Linked DNA regions of Homo sapiens: region 2 is linked to region 1. A link is a loop called in an ENCODE intact Hi-C map of the cell type or tissue named here. Cell type or tissue: Caco-2. All regions are shown on one strand. Each heading gives the region's core, and the rest is flanking DNA. Links, peaks and the distances in the headings are about the cores only.

Region 1 (12,930 bases), core at 88-8,087:
TCTTGGTTATAAACCAAGGAGAGAAATTCTGTAACACTTGGGAATTTTCTTCCTGCTATTATCATTTGACATTCTTTAGCCTGAGCATCAGACTTTATGCTACACTCTCACATCGTAGTAAAAATATAAGCTGGTGTTTTTTAACAGTGGCAGTAATATTTGTATGTCTATGGAGTCTCCAACTTAAGAAGGGTTTTCACAGTTTATTTGTAAGTTTAATGGAATCCAGGTTGTGTTATCTTATAAATAAGAATATACATGGTTCCCAAGTCAATCAGTAAAAATATATTTAGAGATACAATTGGAATGCTAGGAAGATTCCTTCCCTCACCTACATCTAGTTTCTGTTCACTTATGAAACATTTTATTTAAGTTCTATAATGTCTGGAAAAATGTTATCACGTTAGGCTGTAACAAATTTTCAGTTATTCACCTTGTTCATTGCTTTTGTTTGGAGTTAATTTTTTATATTTTTAAACATTGAACAATATAAAATTTAAACAAATATACTACACGAGACTTAAAAGAAATTCATTATTATGATGGGCACTTTGAGAGATAAACGTTCATTATCCTCTACCGTCAGAGCTAATGTGAAATTCAGTTTGAGAAACACTATCCACTAGTTCTCAACCTTTTTCTACATAAACAGTCTCATGAATGTGGGACACTAATAGGCATACCTAGACATTGATGGTTAAGAGAATAGTATAGATAAATAGGATTTAGCATGGAAGATTAGTGGCAATTTCCCCTTCTAGTTATAATACCAACTGATATCCCACATCTAAACCACGGCCTTAGAAAATTAAATGGTCATGTGCTGTTATAAACATTTTTTTGGGGGGGGACAGCGTCTCTCTGTCACCCAGGCTGGAGTGCAGTGGCACAATCTCGGCTCACTGCAACCTCTGCCTCCCAGGCTCAAGCAATCCTTCCACCTCAGCCTAGTGAGTAGCTGGGACTACAAGCACACACCACTATGTCAGGCTAATTTTTGTACTTTTTGTAGAGACAGGCATGTTCTCTTGGCATGTTCCCCAGACTGGTCTCAAACTCCTGAGCCCAAGAAATCCACCCGCTCTTCAGCCTCCCAAAATGCTGGGATTACAGGCGTGAGCCACCGCATCCAGCCCCTGTTATAAACCTTTTTAAAAAGCAATTCAGTTATCTAAAATTCATTAATAGCCTATTTTTTAAGAAGATATCTATGTGGGTCTTAATGGAAACATGAGTACCCTCAATTTGTTGTAGAGTTTGATTTTCAAATTCTAATTTGCTTTAACTCAGTGCAACTAAAACGTTAATGTGCCTACAAGTTACTTGGGGATCTTGTTAAAATGCACATTTCAATTCAGCAAGTGTAGAAGGAAGTATGAGGTTCATAATTTCTAGCAAGCTCCAGGGTGATGCAAATGTTGATGGTCTGGGGTCCACACTTTAAGTAGCAAAGCTTTAAATGGCTCTCTTCTGGCAGTAGTCCACCTGTTTTGAATCTTACTGCTTCTAAACTAGCTGCAGACTGCAAAAAAAGTATAACCTAAGCTAGTGACATTCCTTTCAAAAAAGCCAGTAAAATCCTGAGTGACAGCCTCAGTCTTTCCATAGCACAGGGTTTGGAATTGCTATTTGGGGTTTCCAAATACCTTTTCTTATAGGTGTTTGAGGCTCTTAGAAGGCTGAGTCAGCTGGAAGACTGACCTTCAGAAAAATGAAGTATTATTTATCTCTACATGGTGTATTATTGGGTCTGTTAATATGTGGCTTGGATAAGTCAGAAAACAAGAATGGAAGCAGACAGATGAGTTGGGAAGCTATATTATCATATGGCGGGAAAGTGTTGTGAGGCTAATCTAAAGCCATAATAGGCAGATGGGATGGACTTTTGAAAAAGAAGTAGAGGAGTGTGTGTGTGTGTGTGTGTGTGTGTGTGTGTCAGAGAGAGAGAGAGAGACTGGCCAACCAATGGACTAACACCAAGTTCTTACTTTCAGTGTCTTGGTAAACAGTGGCCTTTGAACTAGGAAACCTAGTAGGAGAAACATCAACCAGGGGGAATATTGGAAAAATAAGTTTGGCTTTGAACATATTGTATTTGAGGTAACTATGGACCATATGCATAAGCAGTATAGTGTCATGGTTTGTAATCAGACAAATCTAGGTTCAAATTCCAGCTTTGCTGTTTATTTAGCTATACGATCTTAAGCAAGTTACTTCTCTGAGCCTCCTTTCCTTCATTCGTAAAGTAAGCATGTAAAAATGTGCAAGCTTATTAATGAAAATTAAATGACATAATACATATACAGTACCAGTACAGCACCAGTACTGTACCAGCAATGCAGACAGTGTGCAATCCCAGTCCTTCCCCAAGCAATTTATATTGACATTGAATAGAGTGGCACGCTCTATTTTTTTAAGGTGCTTCTAGGAAAATACTTTTATTTGCAAGGGTGCGAAATTAAGTCGTTTATTATTGAGCCAAAAATTTAGATCACATAAGTAATTTAATTAGAAAAAAATGTTTACATAATTGGTGAAATGTTTATTTACTAAAGCAGGAGCTCTCTAAACGCCCTGCTGTAAGCCAAAAGTGGCCCTGATCCTGTAACAGGGAGCATGTGGGTATACCTGGAAGAAATTGCAGAGTAAACAGGTAGAAAAGCCATCCAGTTCTGGATAGCTTTTGCCACACTGTAACCTTTAAGGGTATTGGAAAAGGATGTGGTTTGATGGGGAAGGAAGTAAAAAGGGGAAGGAAAGGTAAAAAGAAAGGAAGATATCTCTCAACGTTTGCTACATTTACTGATCTTTCTCCAGGAAGAGAAGAAGAAATTACCTCCCTTAGTACACATTCAAATTGCGATGGCTTTTCCCAAAGATACATTGCAGTCTGGACTCTGAAAGGATTATCTCTTTCCAAACTGTCCAGATAGCTGCCTTGGGACTACTTACTGCCATTTAGTAGAAGAGAATCCCAGATTGCCCCTTTTCTCATTCACAAGAAAAATCCCTGCTTGGAGCACACGCCTGCCTCACTCGAGATGGCACACATCTTGGAAGGTTACCCCAGAGATGCTCCTCCAGGGCAGAGTTCCTTGGCTTGGCATCTGCGTGTGCCCCACCCCATTTTTTTTTAATCCACATGACTTTGAGGCTCTATTCTCAAAACAGCTTGCCAAGAGCCCTTTGCTTATACATGGCCTCCCAACTCCTTCCTCCCTCTAAACTTTTTTTCACTTTTAATGCACTCTTTAATTCCGGTGGACTTAGTTATTGCAATAAATAAAAACATCTGTCAAATATTTCCTCACAGCGATATCATGCAAATTATTGACCTCATTCACCTTAGTGTTCAAACCGCTGCGCATCATTGCCAAGATACAAAGAGATCAAGTTTGCTTCCAAAGGGATTTTTTTAAGAGTTTAAGAAAAAAAAAAATGCACATAAATTGTTTAGATTCCAAAATAGGAAGCTGGACAAGAGATTTTCTGTGGTTCATTACAGCAGTTTAATAAACAGATAGGGGCGACAGTGAAGGAAAGGAGCGGTGCACGGAGTGAAGAAAACGCGTGGCTTCTGGAAATTTTATATTCTTCCTATATAACCAAAAAGAGCTTAATCTAGGCATGAATTTTGGATTTAGAGAAGGAATCGTATCACTGACTGTGTGACCTTGGATAAGTCGCCTCACCCGACAGTGCTTTCCTTTATTAATGTGCAAAGCGGGGACGAATGTCCACTTCGCAAGACTGCTGTGAGGATTACGTGAGATCGCCTGAGTCTATAGTGAGAGCTCATTAAATGTTAGTTGTTGCTACTGCTACTTCCTGGAATGAACCGATATTCCAAAATTCCAGAAACTTTGTTTTCTACAGTTTAATGCCTTCGGCTGTAAAATGATAAAAAGAAGCAACACCTTTACACCTGGGACTCACTTATTTGAACCAAAAAAATGCTTTAAACTTCAGATAGGCAAAACACACTTAACTGATGGCTGGGACCCGCTTTGAAAGCACCCCCACCCATTCTCACCCCAGTGTATTGTGGGAAGGGTAGTCCCATGTTCCAGTCGCTTGAGCACAGAAAAGCGCGTAGGAAACTACAACTCCCAAGAGGTAAAGAAGCGGGACTATTTCCCAGTCTGGCGGTAGCGCTGTGGGAGGGAATTGGCAATCTCTCTGCCTACGTGGGAGAGAAGGGAGGGTTGGGGGAAGTGTGGAAAACCTGAACCTGAGCTGCTGTCGCCTGAGGAAGATTTGGTGGGAGGAGAAGCAGAGGGGAAGAGACGGGTTGAGAGTGAGGTGAGGAGGGCATCTAGGTCACTGCTCCCGGGGGGCACAAAGTTCGCGATGTGGCTGAAGCCTGAGGAAGTGCTTCTGAAAAATGCGCTGAAGCTGTGGCTGATGGAAAGGTCCAACGACTACTTCGTGCTGCAGCGGCGTCGGGGCTACGGGGAGGAAGGCGGAGGGGGGCTCACAGGTAAGCTGTGGCCACCCTACCTGCCTCTGGGCTGTGTTCGCTGTTACTTAAAAGGTGGTGAGGACAACAGTTACTCGTCGCTACCAGTTTCCCGATCCTAAATCGTGGGCGGAGGGACTGGGGTTCTTCTCCCGACACCACCTTTCCGCCACCACCTCCAAGTCCTGAGAATGTCTCACTGGACGACGAGTTGCTCTTTGGTTGGGACAGGTGAAGGGAGGAGCGCGGTTCTTTCTGAGGCCAAGGAAGAAACGGGTACCTACCTTGTCGCTTCCCATGGGGGGAGGGAGGCTGATGATGAGTGTTAGACCTAGACAGGTCGCATTTAGGCTGGTGACAGGGGCCAGTTCGCAGTTGTGAACTTAACTTTTTTCACAGAACCCATACCGATCATCAGCACCCTGGGGAGATTAAGCGTATGGGGGATGGGATGGAGTGGGTACGCGGGGATGGTGAGGAGAAAGGGAGGCGCCCAATCACATCCTGAGAAATAGACTTCAAAAGAAATATTAGGGAGGAGGGAGAACTGGAGTCAGGAGAGGTGGAGGGGTAGGCTCAGAATTGCTGATCTCTCCCAATTTAGCATCTTTTACTTTGTCTCCAAGTTTTCAATCTTTGGGATCCCCTCTCAAAGGCTATTAACAACGTCGTAATAAATTAATCTCTTGAGTGACTGGTGCTGCCCCTTCATTCAAAGCTGTGATTGTAAGCCAGACGGTAAGAGTTTAACTCTTCCTGTCTAACCCACCCTGACCCCAATTCTTAAAAAGTGTTTTTTGGCCAAATGTTTAAAGTTTCCAGAGAAAGTTATTTTGAGACCACTCATCTTGGGTAGGGATATTTAAAGTTTTGGACGTTGGGAAAGCAAGAGCTCTTTTTCTAATCAATCTCTAATTTGGTATTGTGACCTTGAAGTGGTAGACCAGGCAGCGTGATGTAATGGAAAGAGGGAAGAGTCCCGAAAACCTGCATTTTAGTCCCATCCTACTCTCTTACTTGTTGGATGACATTCCTCAAACTCTTTCATTTACTCAACCTTAAGCACCTACTGTGTGCCACAAGGTTCACAAGATTCAGTTTCTTGGCTTTGCAGTGCTTATAATCTGGATAAGAAGGGTGGGAAGGTCTAAAGGAAAAAGAAAACCACCTAGTAAACTAGGCAAGTTATAATTCATGGAGGAGATGACCTTGCTTTTTCTCTCTTGGAAAATGGTGCCTACCTCACAGAGTTGAGAGGATAAAACGAAAGATAATAGCACCAAATCAATGTATGTCGTCAAGATGGTGATAAACGTATGCTGTTATTTCGTTTTCAAGCCACTCCCGGGGTGCAAAGAATTCTGAGGTTCTACAGGACATTTTTTAAAATTTTGCTAGACCTATTAATCTTATCCAGCTTCTAAAAAGGCCCTCTCGAAAATATGGCAACAAAAATTGCCCTGTTAAATGTGACATTTTGTCATTTTCTAATTTTTAAAAATTACAAATGCTATTTTGCAGAAGAGTCTTTCCATTTAATAGATGCAGATATTTTCGAGATCAAAATTTTAGAATCGATGTTCATAATTACCCAGTGACATAAATTATCCACTTGAGTCCATTGAGAATAGTTCAGGATATATTTAAAATAGATTTCAGGCCGGGCACGGTGGTTTATGCCTGTAATTCCAGCACTTTGGGAGACCGAGGCAGGTGGATTGCTTGAGACCAGGAGTTCAAGACCAGCCTGGACAACATGGCGAAACCCCATCTCTACAAAAAATACTAAAATTAGCCAGCCATGTGGCCCCAGCTACTTGAGAGACTGAAATGGGAGGATGGCTTGAGCCTGGGAGGTCAAGGCTACAGTGAGCCGTAATAGGGCCACTGCACTCCAGCCTGGGCAACAGAGGGAGACTCTGTCTCAAAAAGAAAAAAAAAATTAAAATAGATTTTATAGTCCCGTGTTACAGCCTCAGGAATAGTCTTATAATTTATTTTCGTTCCTCATACTAAAACTGTGTTCCTTTAAGTAGGTAAATCAAATTCTTGAAAATATAATCACTGTAATGTAGTATTGCATGTTTTTTTTAACTTGTTGCAAGTTTCCTTTTTTTTTTTTTTTTTTTTTTGTTTGAGACAGGATCTCTCACTCTGTCACCCAGGCTGGAGGGCAGTGATAGTGATGTGATTATAGCTCACAGCAGCCTGGAACTCCTGGGCTCAAGTGATCTTCCCACCTCAGCCTCCGGAGTAGCTAGGGCTTCAGGTACAAGCCACTAAGCCTGGCTAATTTCTTTTTTTTTTTTTAAGAGACAGGCTGTGTTGCCCAGGCATGATCTTGAACACCTGGCCTTAGGATCCTCCCACTTTGGTCTCCCAAAGGACTGGGATTGGGATTAAAGGAATGAGCCACCTCACCCAGCCTGACATGCTTTCTTCTTAAAGCATGGACCAACTGCACTAGTTTACCTCTATCCTGCCCACTCCATTTACTAGTCCCCATAGTCTAGAATAAGAGAAATTTGTCTGAAGAAATAAACTAAGATTTCTACCACATATATATGTTGTGACTAGTGATATCCACACTTATTTAGTGGTCAGTTTATAACTCTTCATGATTATTTTATCTGTGGTATTGACAAGATGCTTGAAATTACCACATGAGAGCTACCACTGTAATTCCATGTAAATTAAACAAAATGGATAAGAAAGAAACAAAGAGGTGCTTTTAAGGTTCATTTGGTTCTTTTTGGTCCAGAGCATAAGTGTGTGCTGATTTTCCTAGCTGCTCAATTACTGTATTCTTACTTAAAATCATGAAGCCAAAAGCTTTGTTGTGCTTTACCACAAATCCACATTTGGATTAGCTCTCACAGGAGCTTGACTGTGTGCCAGCATAAGTTTGCCTCTGTTCACTTTGTTTGCTAAAATCCAGTGTTATGTGTTATCCCTTTAAAAGATTAGTTTATGCATTTTGTTTAATGAAGAAATGATAATGATCATCTAGAAACCTTAGTGGTTATACTTTAAGATTTCATTTCTTTGCCATATGATAATTGGTGGTAATCACCAGCAATGTAATGACTCTTAAGTGTGGACTTGATAAAGTTAGTTGACTCCATTTTTTTCTAATAATGGAATAGCAGCAACAGAGAACTCAAGGATTATTAAAACAAGAGATGAGTTTGTAAGTTAGAATTCTGAGGTACCTCTTTTAAATTGTTGAAACACTTCTAGTGGATATCTGATAGATTACTGACCATTTGCCTAACTTTATCTTAATTGTTCTGGCTCACAGCAGGATGGAATATCTTGTGGAAATTTTTGGTATACATAAGCGGTTTTATAGATAAAGCGATTTTCCTTCATTTAGAGAAATAATTCACCCTTCTGGATTTTACGGTCCCCTTATGTTATCTCTTGCTTCTCCTAGCTAATAATGACTTTTCTATGACACCTACATTTAGCACCTGGTTTTAAAGAGTTAAAACTAATTTATGCATATTTGTCTTATTAAGCACAAATCAATTTGCTTTGCTTGGCAGATGGGAACTACTACACGAATGGAGCTATGGGGCTACATTCTACTAAGTACTCTAGTATATGGGATTTAGGAAGGTCTGCCAATCAGGAAGCCTTCATATAGGTAGTTTTTAAAGAGTATTTTAGTCTTGAATTTTCCATATCTGAATAGTGTAAGCAGGTTCTTCAGTGTTAGATTGATAAGCTCCCTCAGTAGACCTTTTTTGTGTGGTGTAGAACAAAGCTACGAAGTAAAACTTATTAAAATGGAGAATTTTTAGACATTCTGTTTCTGATTTCCTTTTTCATCTTGGTACCATTACTTTGAAATTAAATTGTCTGTAAAAACCAGAATATGATAATATTTGAAATAAGCTTTTCATTTTATGATATTTATATAGACTGAGCAAATCACTGTGTAAACAATTTGTCATAAACCCATACATAATAAACAATAAGGTAACCTTTTTAAAACCTCTTAGTGACCATCCCTTGAAAATATAAAGCTTCTTTCCCCTATTTCCTCACCCCAGACTCAAGGAGTCCAACTCTGAAAATGTGCGCCTTAGTTATTAGCAAAATATCCCTGCATTTCATGCTTACAAAGGACATATCTGATAAAAAAATTTTGGCCTTCTAAGTACCTGTCTACTGAGATGAGGGTGCCCAAGTGCCAAGCATGACATTTCATTTAAGGTAAGGAAAGATCTACCCGCCCCCCCCCATACACACACACACAAACACACACACACAAAATTAATAAGTTAACATTTTGGCTTATTAAAAAGAAAATCCCATGGGGCAACCCCTAGAGAGGGCAGATCACGCTTTGTGCTCCCATCCCTCTCTGGAACATCTTGGTCCCTGTGAAATCAAGTTAAAGATTACTTTTAAAGATCTCTGAATGAGAAAGAGCAACTTTGTAGGAGGTTTTGAGTAATGAAGGATGATCAGTGTTACCCTCACCTTTTTTTTTTTTTTTTTTTGGAATAGTGGAAAGATTATTGACTGCATACCTAAGTAGAAAACTAATATTTGGTTTCAAGTAGATTTAATTCTAATGAAAGAAAAAACAAGACTGAAAAGTCATGACATTGACCGTCCTTTATTTCTCAAAATCTCCTACAAGGCTGCCCTTTCTTATTCAAAGAGATCTTTAAAGGTAATTTTTTACTTGATTTCAGAGAACGAAATGTTCCAGGGAGGGAGAGGAAAACAGTGTGATTTGCCCTCCCTAGGTATTGCCCTATGGGATTTTAAAAAAATAAAAAATAAATAAACCAGGCTGGGCACAGTGGCTCACGCCTGTAATCCCAGTACTTTGGGAGGCCAAGGCGGGCGGATCATTTGAGGTCAGGAGTTTGAGACTACCCTGGCCAACACGTTGAAACCCCATCTCTACTAAAAATACAAAAATTAGCCGGACTTGGTGGCGGGTGCCTGTAGTCCCAGCTACTGATGAGGCTAAGGCAGGAGAATCACTTGAACCCAGGAAGTGGAGGCTGCAGTGAACCGAGATCGCACTGTTGTACTCCAGCCTAGGTGACACAGGGAGACTCCATCTCAAATAATAATAATAACAATAATAATAATAATAAATAAACCAACTACAAGCCAACATCCACAAATATATGAATATAACACCAAGTTCAGTGATTCCACTTGCCCCATTAACCCTGTTTCTTTTATCTTCCTTGATTTTTTGATAGTTTTATGTCTCTATTCAGCTATAATTATTTTATAAAGGCTTAGTTTCCTCATCTGTAAAATGGGGATAAAAACTTGTCTTTCCTACCTCACAGCATTTTTTATGTGGGTCAAATGAGTTTTGAAACTTGTGAGCAACTATACAAATACTTGACATTTATCTATTAATGAAAGAGAAAGACGTTAAAATGCCATTTTCTGGGCCTGAAGAACAAAGGGGTTATATATTTATGCCATTTTCCCTAGTAATTACTTTCCCCATGTTGTATATAGAAATTGATTTGGAGTGGTAACATAGATTATATCTGATATGCAATGATATCACTACAAAAACAAAACACTGATAGTTACTAATTGAAGAATTTGGGCATGATAGTGATTATGCATTTATGGTTTATAATCAGAATAATGTACAAGAATTAGAATAACTTATCATGACATCATTTCCTTTTGATCTGTCATCGCCCAAAACCTGGAAGTTCTCAAACAGTGCTTCCGTAGATATCAGCATCACTTGTCTTGCTGAGTGGTGATAAAGAGTACATATAACATTGGTTACCTTAGTAGTATTTTTCAAAACAATACTTAAAAAATAATTATTCAACTGGTGAAAACTCATGCTGTTTGTGAACAGTTGTGGAAGGCTTATGGCTATAAGGTAAGCTAAAAATAAAAAATAAAAAGCAGTCAGGCATGGTGGTGCACACCTGTAGTCCCAGCTACTTAGGAGGCTGGGGCGGGAGGATTGCTTGAGCCCAGGAGTTCGAGGCCAGCCTAGGCAATATAGTGAGATAAAAAATATTTTAAAAAGTAAAAGGCATTATAATGTTTGCCACATTGCTGTACAGCTATGACAGATTTTATATTGCCTTTATTTTAGAACATTTGCCCAGTTTTCCACCTTTTGCTACTGCTATGTAAGCACAAAAGGTAAGATTAAATCCTAAATGTGATGGTATACAATGCTTTAATTCAACAGATATTTACCGAGTGCCTTTTAAAAAACAAGCACTGTTTTAAGTGCTGGAGATAAAGCAATGAAAAAAAACAAAGTCCCTACTCTCATGGGGCTAATACCGTAGTTGGGGGAGGCAAATAAACAAATAGTATATGATATGACTGGTGCTGATAAGCAATATGAAGAAAAATAAAGTAAGGTATCATGATAGAGAGGGGAGGGGGTTGGTATATTAGAGAAATTGGTCTGGGAAGGCCTCTTAGGATGAGCTGTGGACAGAGACTTGTGGTACTAGAATATATGAGCCAAACAAATATTTGGGAACAGAGTGAATACATATAATTTTTTCTAGAAGTTTTTTCTGTGAAGGGAAAGAGAGAAATAGGGTGGTAGCTGGCCCTTGTCCTGGGTGTTGAGTATACAGTGGTGAATAAGACAGGAATAGTTCTGGCCAGGCGCAGTGGCTCACACCTGTAATCCCAGTGCTTTGGGAGGCCGAGGCAGATGTATCACCTGAGGTCAAGAGTTCGAGACCAGCCTGGTCAACATGGTGAAACCCCATCTCTACAAAAAATACAAAAATTAGCTGGGCGTGGTGGCACACACCTGTAATCCCAGCTACTTGGGAGGCTGAGGCAGGAGAATCACTGGAACCCACGAGGCGGAGGTTGCAGTGAGCCGAGATCACGCCACCGCACTCCAGCCTGGGTAACAAGAGTGAGACTCCGTCTCAAAAAAAAAAAAAAAAAAAAGACAGAAATAGTTCCAACCCTTACGGAGTTTATCATGTGATGGCTCAGACAGTTGATAAATAAGTAAGCAAACCAATACAATTGCTAGTGTAGTCAATAATAATAGCAGCCTTGTTCTGTTGGCTTAGAAATCTCCATAATGCAGGGAAACCCTCAAAGCAATTTTCCAAGGCCAGCTGTCTTATAAAGTATGCTTATCTGAAGTCCTGTTAAAGATACAAATATTTCCTAAAAGCAGTGATTAATAATAGGTGGTGTACTGGTGGCAAAGTTCCAGTGTGGCATCTGTGAAGCATCTTGCCAAAAACCAGTTTGGGGTGTTTTCAAATTAAATCATCCATCTATGAGCACTAACAATATCTGAGAGGTGGTTTGGTAGAAGTGGTGGGAGGAGGGGGGACGTTCTAAGTAGGAGGAATAATGTGATAGTGCAAAAGCAAAAGATAACAGTTGTTGGGGACACAGCAAATATTCTAGATTCATTTACGTGGAGTTGAAAATATGAGACTCAATATATAATGCACTTAGCGACTAGAAAAAGGTTATTAAAGAGCAATGTCTTAATCTATACCAGAGGAAAACCTGAGATAGAGAATTAAAGGGACCTAATAATTAAACCTTTGTTTTTTGTGTCCACTGTTCTTTCAGTGGACATAAAACAGCCTATGTATAACAAAAATTTCCACAAGATATTCCATCCTGCTCTGAGCCAGAACAATTAAGTAAGATAAAATTAGGCAAATAGTCAGTAATCTATCAGATATCCACTAGAAGTGTTTCAACTCATAAGCCAAATAAATTAACATTTTGGCTTATTAAAAGGAAAATCACGTAGAGCAACCCCTAGAGAGGGCAGATCACACTGTGTGCTCCCCTCCCTCCCTGGAACATCTTGGTCCCTGTGAAATCAAGTAAAAAATTACCTTTAAACATCTCTGAATGAGAAAGGGCAACCTTGTAGGAGGTTTTGAAAAATGAAGGATGATTAGTGTTACCCCCCCACTTTTTTGGTAGCAGTGGAAAGATTATTAACTGCATACCTAAGTAGAAAACTAATATTTCCTGTCAAGTAGATTTCATTCTAATGGAAAAAGAAGAAAGAAAAAAAGAAAAAGAAAAAACAAGACTGAAAAGTCATGACATTGGCCATACTTTATTTCTCAAAATCTCCTATAAGGCTGCCCTTTCTTATGCAAAGAGATCTTTAAAGGTAATTTTTTACTTGATTTCAGAGAATAAAATGTTCCAGGGAGGGAGAGGAATACACATTGTGATATGCCCCTTTTTCCCCCTCCCTTACTACACTATAAAGAACTGAAGTTTTAAAACAAGGTATAGGGCTGGGCACGGTGACCCATGCCTGTAATCTCAGCACTTTGGGAGGCCAAGGCAGGAGAATTGCTTGAGCCCGGGAGTTGGAGACCAGCCTCGGCCACACAGTAAGACCTTGTGTCTACAAAAAATAAACAAAATTAGCAGGACGTGGTGGTATGCGCCTGTAGTCCCAGCTACACGGAAGGCTGGGGTGG
Region 2 (8,000 bases), core at 1-8,000, 75 kb before region 1:
CTTTTCATGTTCTGGCACAAGTTATTTGACTAGCTTCACTTCCCTTGGCTCCACCTTTGCAACTTTATATCCCAACCATACCGAACTACTGAATGCTAGTTCCCTGAATGTTCTTTGGAGTTCTCATATAATATACTCTTGCCTGTGCCTGAAAATCCTTACTCTCTTTGCTTGGGTCACTCCATTTGTACTTAAAGACTCAGTCACACTTGTCTTGCCCTAGCGCCTTATACTTTTCTCAGTCATAACATGTATTACACTGTACTGTTATTGATAGTTTATCTCTCTGATTGTCTCACTAGACCATGAGCTCATTGAAGGCAAGGGCTGTTTCTTTTGTCTCTCTACACCCCTGTCTCTCCCATGCTTTGCACTTAGTAGGTGTTCAGTGATCGGAAACTCAACTGCCTATCACACAGTTCTACCTGGTTACATCATAGGCACCTCAAAATCGACATATCTAAAGTGAACTCATCTCTCCTTCTACCCATTCTATACATTTAAAACCCTCCTCCTGTATTCCCTGATTGAATGTCATCTAGTCTTCCAAGTCAAAAACCTCAGAGTAATTTCTAACTCCTCCTTCTCTTTCATCCCCCAAACCAAGTCCTGTTGATTCTACCACCAAAGAACATTCCCATTCTGCCCACTTCTCTTCATGTCCACTACCTGTCTATCCAAGCCATCTTCATCTCTCACCTGTAGCACTGCCAACCATCTTCTGTATGGGCTCCCTGCTGCTATTCTCATTCCCTCCAATCTATTATCCACAGAGAAGGATCTCTAAACTTCAGATCTGATTCTATTACTCCCTGATTAAACCCTGATTATATTACTCCTCGTTTTTGGATAAAGTCTAAACTCCCTAGCTTTACCCAAAGGACTCTCAAGAACTGGCCCCCATGTACCTCTCCAACATGATCTGTTACCACCCTCCCTCTGTTACTTTAGGTTCCAACCATTTTGCATTTACTGGGCCTGTAGTAATTGTAGCTTCCTAACATTTCTTTTTCATATTTCAATGCCTTTCCTTGTGTTGTTTTCTGCCTAGAAAAGTTTACTGTCTCAAACTCAGCCCAGGTCTAACCTCCTCTGGGAAGCTTTTCCTTACTTCTCAGTCTGGGTTAGGTGCTTCTCTGTTATCCACTACTACCCTGTCATATCTCCATCATAGTGCTTACACTATATACATATATCACTCTATACTGCACTTTCCATTTTACTTGTCCTTCTCATCAAAACTAATTTATGAGCTTCTTGATAGGAGAGTTGATGTCTTATTTGATTTTGCACCACAATGCTCAGCCCATGGCTTATGGCAGATGTACAACAAATATTTAAGAAAATAATGAATGGAAAAACATTAATAAATGTCTCTCTGAACTTCATTTTTGTAGCTATAAAATACCTTCTTTCTTCTGAACACATTGTTTCTTCAAAGTACAATATAGTTGGCTGTCATTCAGGTAATATCAATTGAATTTTGAATGCTCTTCACCAGCAAAATCAGACAATTTCTGGAATTGTACCATTTCTCAGAGGTGGTTGGTCCTACCCATTTTTCCCCTAGGTAATTTTTATCTCAGAGATTACCATCAGTATTTGGGGGTACCATGCTATTGGTCTCATATACCCACTTTGACCTCTAAAGTCCTTTTCAATACCTAAGAGTATATGTTTCACAAAATTGCACATTTATTTATGTTCTAGGTGTTGTTTGGTATATGATGTTAATTTTCCTCTAGGTTTCTCTCAAGCCATAAGAGTATCAAGTACAGAATTGGTCCATGCTTAATCTTTGTAAATAACATTGATTAAGTAAATGCTGGGCCAGGGATTGAGGGGAGTAATTGATCAGAAATTTAACAAATGTTGAGCTGCATAAAGTAGACTGTATTTATTTGAACTGAAAAAGTGGCTAAGACTGAACATCTTGAACATCATTTTCTCTGATATTACCTCAAATTAAAACTTTAATATTATTTTAGAATTGTGTCTCTGAACCTGTTTAATAATTTTAACATGTTTTTTATATTGCTAAGCATTGTTCTAAGTGCTTTATTACATGTATTAACTCATTTAATCATCTGAAAACTCTGTGAGGTAGGTGCAATTATTATCCCCCTTTTACAGATGATGAGGAAACTGAGCCACAGGGAAGTTCCCCAAGGTCAAAAGTTATTCATAACTATCAGACAGCAGGTATATTAATTCAGCTTAATTCAAGGCTCATTTGTTAACCATCTAGTAAATATAATAGTTGACAGGGTAGACAAAAATTGAATACTTAAGCAAGGATAAATCGTAATGTAATAATGCCATGAGTGAATCGCCTAGGCGAGTCAGGCTCCTTTCAGTTAGTGGGAAATGGAGAAAGATTATGTAGTTAAGGTCATGAATAGCGCAGGAACATCCGCTAGGGTAAGTCAGGTTTGTGAAAAATGCAGAAGAAAGGCTTGGTTCTGAGGTGTGTGAAAACAGTCATTCTTTTGTGAGGACTAAAATTAGTTTTAGAAGAGGCATCTGATGCGGTACATGAAACCTAGGGTAACGGTGAGGAAATACACATGTATGAGGCTTCTTAGGAGCAGGGAAAGAGAAAGGTGCCATTTGAAGTCAGTAAGAAAGGGTAACAGCGCGCTTTTCCTGCCCTTCCCCCCTCTAGAGAATCAGTAAATAGCCTGATTCTACTCAAATTCCTTCCCTACCCAAATTCCCTTGACTACAACTCAGACCCTTTGGATCTGCGCTTTTTAGAAGTACTGTACTTCACATTCTGGCACCGTAAGCCCGAAATGTCCTTTAGGCAAATGTTAGGAGGGAAAAATGTATTCTTGCAATTCAAAACCGACTCGAATCCTGCCAGAAAGCTTTATGTTTGCGGACTTTATCGTTCCTCGCCTGTCCGTTTTTTATAAAACGACGCGACACACCTAGCCACACAGCCTCAGATCCTATTCTAACATCGATCCATCCTGTTACCCTTTTAAGAGGCGGATCCCGCAGTGTCCTTTCCTCCCTCCCAGCCACCTCTACCCCCAGTCGGCTGGGCGGAGCTTCACGCTAAAGCCCCAGAGCCCGACGCGGCAGCCGCGGTAGCGGAGAAGACTGGAGCTCCGAGGAGCTGCATCTGCGGCAACCTGTGTGCTGACGCTACGTGCCTCCTGGCTCCGACGTAGCTCGCAGCTCCCCAGTCTCACTCCATTCCTTCCCCACCTGGCGCGCACCTGCTCAAGACCAGGGTCCTGCCAAGCGCTAGGAGGGCGCGTGCCAGGGGCGCTAGGGAACTGCGGAGCGCGCGCGCCATGGGGCCGCCGCCTGGGGCCGGGGTCTCCTGCCGCGGTGGCTGCGGCTTTTCCAGATTGCTGGCATGGTGCTTCCTGCTGGCCCTGAGTCCGCAGGCACCCGGTTCCCGGGGGGCTGAAGCAGTGTGGACCGCGTACCTCAACGTGTCCTGGCGGGTTCCGCACACGGGAGTGAACCGTACGGTGTGGGAGCTGAGCGAGGAGGGCGTGTACGGCCAGGACTCGCCGCTGGAGCCTGTGGCTGGGGTCCTGGTACCGCCCGACGGGCCCGGGGCGCTTAACGCCTGTAACCCGCACACGAATTTCACGGTGCCCACGGTTTGGGGAAGCACCGTGCAAGTCTCTTGGTTGGCCCTCATCCAACGCGGCGGGGGCTGCACCTTCGCAGACAAGATCCATCTGGCTTATGAGAGAGGGGCGTCTGGAGCCGTCATCTTTAACTTCCCCGGGACCCGCAATGAGGTCATCCCCATGTCTCACCCGGGTGAGTGCAGCTACTAGATTGCACCCCTCCAGACCTCTGCCATGGCCAGTTTCTCTTATTTTCCTCATTGCCCTCCTCGTCCTATCCCCTTGCTCCGAAGGAAAGTGGGTGCTCTTTCTGTCCCCACGGAGTGGGGCAGGGTCCTCCCCGAGATTCACCAGGCCTGGGTGTTGGGCAAAAAAAAATCCTTCATTTGCCTCTCTGGTGGAAAAGGGTAAAACAAACCGGGTGCAGAGGCTGGCAAATCAAGGACTGTTTGAGCTCTTTGCGTTCCCTTTTCCTGGTTTTTCACAAGGGTGTCTAGCCTTGGATTAAGTGGTGGTGGGCATCGGGTCTTAAATGACCGAGGAGATCACCTGGAAATCTCTTCCTCACTCTGCTTTTTAACAACCTCAGACTGGCAGCAGATTTTCCCCTCCTCTCCCTGTTTTTCTCTCCATGTTTCCTGGGTATCAAATACTAGATTGTGCTACTGTGCCCTGTTAACCTCATTGCAATTTTGGTGGAAACTTTGCTTAGTTCTTGGGTTCTTCTCTGCCCAGTGGTCTCAAGTCCCAAGTGACTTGGTATCAGTGCTTTTGTTTGCTTCTGAAAAATCTGATTTAGGTTATTGAGTTGCAAAACAGGTGACTAACGTTCTTGAAAAAGAAGAGGTTTCTGCATGAGGATAGCAAAGGCCTAGACTTTGGAAAAAAAAATAGTCCAGGTAGTTCTTAAATTCTTGGAGATGGTATGAGGTTACTATTTTTCCCCGTCGGTTATCCTTCCACAAACTTCCCTATTTGTGATTAGGTATCCATACCTTATGTATATAGTTATCCTAGACCCTAAAGGACAAAGGGGAAAAAAATGGAGAAAAAGAAAGAGACACGTGTAATAGCAGTGTATCATAGTTTTTAAGAGCTGGGCCTCAAGTCAGAGCTTGGTTTAAATTCCTACTCTGTTGCTTACTAGTCCTGTGACCTTGGGCAACTTATTTCAAGTCTTAGAGTCTGGGTTCTCTCATCAGTCAAATGAGAATGAATAATAAGAAAACTTATCCACAAGTTTGCCTTCAGGATAAAATGAAATAATGCCTTAAAGAGTTTAGTGCAGTAAAGCACATCATCCACTCTCAGTAAGGGTTAGCTGATAGGATTAGCCTTCTGGGAGTCACTGGAAGGAAGAAGCTGCTTATTTGACTACTGGAGGTTTTCTGTTTTTCTTAAAACCTTATGACTGAACCTGCCTAGAGAGCACTTGTATTGAGTGGCTGGATGGCGTAATGGAAAGAACACTGAATTGGAACTCAGGAGATTTGAGTTCTTTTAGCCCCTTCTTTGCCTCTACCGACTTTGTAACCTTGTACAAGTTACTCACATGTCAAATGATTGTATAGGCAGTGGAGGCCAAGTTAGAAGCGTGTACTGAAACAAAACAAAAGTAGATGAACTCTAAGATCCCTTTCAGATCTAAAATGCTATGATTTTTAGTTTTTATATTGATTAAAGGAGAAACTGTATCTCTCTTGGCCGATAATTCATTGATTAGAATGAATCAGTAGCTTTTAGAAGTTACTGAAAATCAAGAATAAAGACCTAATAAAGTTTATAGTCTTTATATTTCAGTTGACTGTCTAATAGCAAGGGTTTGACTTTGTCTTCTAATGAGATTCATTTGCATGAATGATTTGTAATTGAAGAGTATTTAATTACAGAGTCCTACTTAGACCATTTTCCTTTTACTTCTGTTAAGGGTATTTATCTGATAGTTTTAGGAGACAATAAAATTAACTTTTGCTTGGCTCCCACTATATGCCAGGCACTCTACATACATATTACTTATACTTTATTGAGAGGCAATATGGTGTACTAAGAAAAACACAGGCATTTTAGTCAAGATTGGGAATAAAATTCTGGATTTACCACACAATAGCTTTGTGTCCTTGGTAGGATTATTTAACTTTACTGAGCCTTGGATACCCCATCTGTAAGATGGAGATAATATTTATGTTGCTGTGATTATTAAGGATTATATATATATATACTACCCAGCTGATAATAGTCACTGAATGTTATAATAGGTTAATGCTAACAGGATGCAAAAAAATAATGTACAAATGTATGATTGTGCAACTGTCGATTTGAAGACATGAATACACTGAGAATCTAACTATGGGTGTTGTGTTTCAGGATACCATATAGGAATAAAGCCCTAAATATTGATCACTAAATTACACTACATTCAGAAAAGCATTTTGATACTTTAAAAACAATATTATCTGAGATAAAGGCTATACCAAAGTTTGCCATCAAGCTAACTAGATAAAACCAGCAAATTACTTGAGGTAAGGAATCACATTTCTCCTTGAACTCCTGGAAAAACTATTTTTCAATATAGGGGGAAAATCACTGCATATTATCCACATGTGTTATTGAATATTTGTTTGCAAAGTGTTATATTGTTTGCTTTACTCATTCCTCAGAGTAAGCCTAGGGTTTCCTTTTAACCTCTGGTCAAAAACTTATCTTGGATCATAGTGGCAGAGAGATAGGACTGAGATTTAAGTATGGATTAGTTCATTATATATTGCTGTGAATTACGAAGGGGCCACCAAATGTGGAAAAGCCTTCTGTATCTTCTTTGTTTACAAAATCTCTCTTCACTCACTCTCATAGGGGCCTGCACTTGAATTGTTTGCCCTTGGTTAGAGTTTGTGCTGAGTGTCTATATTCCCACCTAACTAATTTAGAACAGTTGCTTTAAAATTTTTGTTTAGGAGAAAGAAACTCCACTATATAAGAGCAATCAATTAGGAAAATGAGACTTTTATGTATACCAAAATTTTTCAAAAGTTAATTGTAGCCTAACATCAACTCATGCAGTTTATTTCTGTATTTTGTTTGCAGAGTATTCAGAAAATTCTGATTCACACAGATAAATAATTGCAAATGACAGATGCTTATTGGCAGTTTGGCTTGCAATCTCTGGATATATTTCAATCAAATCAGTGCAGAAACCTGAAAGGAAATTAGGAGAAAATTTTTATTCCAAAGTGTAATTACTATTCAAATTTCTTATCTTAAAAATGAAAGTCAGATAAGTGGCCAAATCTTAAAGTAAGCATTAAAACCATCTAAAATGTAAGATTGTCACGAGACACGTTAAGCATGTTCTCACTATTGCACAACAAACTGTTCTGCTTACGCCAGGCAGATGGGCCTGAGCTTTGCCTGGTGTCTAATTGAGCACAACCCACAGGTTGAAGAGATATGTATACTTGCTTGTACAATTTTCCTTGAGTCAACATTGTAGGCATGAATTTATTGAAAGACTGGTGCAGAACTACAACCTTCATAATTCATGAAACATTTACAACGTTATGCATAAAACATATGCAAAGGGATGTCAGGAGAAGCATTATTCCTGAGGGCTGTAAAAAAAAAAAGTGAATGAACCAAGCAGTTTAATTAATGATTTGGGGGTCTCCAATGGGATACAGTTTGATATATAACACAGTTGCTTGTGTACATTGTTGAAAGATAGTGGAACAGATTAGTTAAGAGGTTGTGCTCTGCCAATTAGTATTTTTTAAATCTTAGGCCAGTTATTTTACTTCTCTAAGTCTCAGTTTTCTCCTATGTAAGGTAGGCATAATAATAAACTTGCCTCCTAAGGTTGCTGGGATTCAATGAGATAATGCAGATAAAGCGTTTAGCACAGTGTCTGACATATAGGAAGCTACTATTATGTTTTAATCACAGTTAAATATATTTTAGAAAATGAAAGTTGAATCCTGTGTTTGTAGAACATAATTGGAAATGAACAGTCTAGAGTACTTCAAAGTCCACATTACCTGAAATTCTAATTTGATCCCTTTAGGTACGGAGGGTAGACTGAATTTTAACAGGAAAAAGATCTTTTGGTCCTCCTATGTTTGTTGTACTTTTCTCAAATAACTGCTTCTCCCTCCTGCTACCAATCTTTTTCCGTTCACAGAGGACCTTGGAATAGTATGTTTGTACTACTTAATCACCACCCAATCCCTTCTCAACCATTTTATATTTAAGTTTTATTCTACTTTTTCTAGAATGTTGACTTTGAAAATAAATCTTTTTTTAATAGAGAAGTTCAAAAGGGATTGGCCAGTGATGATTAACCAATGTAAAATACTATTCCCAAAGCCATTTTCAGATGTAGCCTTCTTGGTACCTCTGCAGGACTGTATTTGA

Evidence for each region. Peaks named below come from ENCODE experiments on the same cell type or tissue, not always from the same donor. Only the 100,000 strongest peaks of a DNase experiment are listed, where the experiment ranks them.
Region 2: a loop joins it to region 1, with 2.1 times the contacts of the local background. A loop is called at or near these places in 2 of 110 quality-filtered maps.

The regions. Positions count from the first base shown.
Region 1 is chrX:106,798,504-106,811,433 of GRCh38, forward strand. It overlaps TBC1D8B (TBC1 domain family member 8B), which reads left to right and starts at 4,170. Exons shown (of 21, transcript NM_017752.3): 1 at 4,170-4,480. The coding sequence starts at 4,351. In Caco-2, for the core only: no CTCF peak of the experiment used is centred there; a DNase peak (open chromatin) is centred at 4,128; H3K4me3 peaks cover 2,050 bases.
Region 2 is chrX:106,723,609-106,731,608 of GRCh38, forward strand. It overlaps RNF128 (ring finger protein 128), which reads left to right and starts at 3,093. Exons shown (of 7, transcript NM_194463.2): 1 at 3,093-3,789. The coding sequence starts at 3,306. RefSeq lists an enhancer at 2,940-3,528. In Caco-2, for the core only: no CTCF peak of the experiment used is centred there; a DNase peak (open chromatin) is centred at 3,053; H3K4me3 peaks cover 4,483 bases.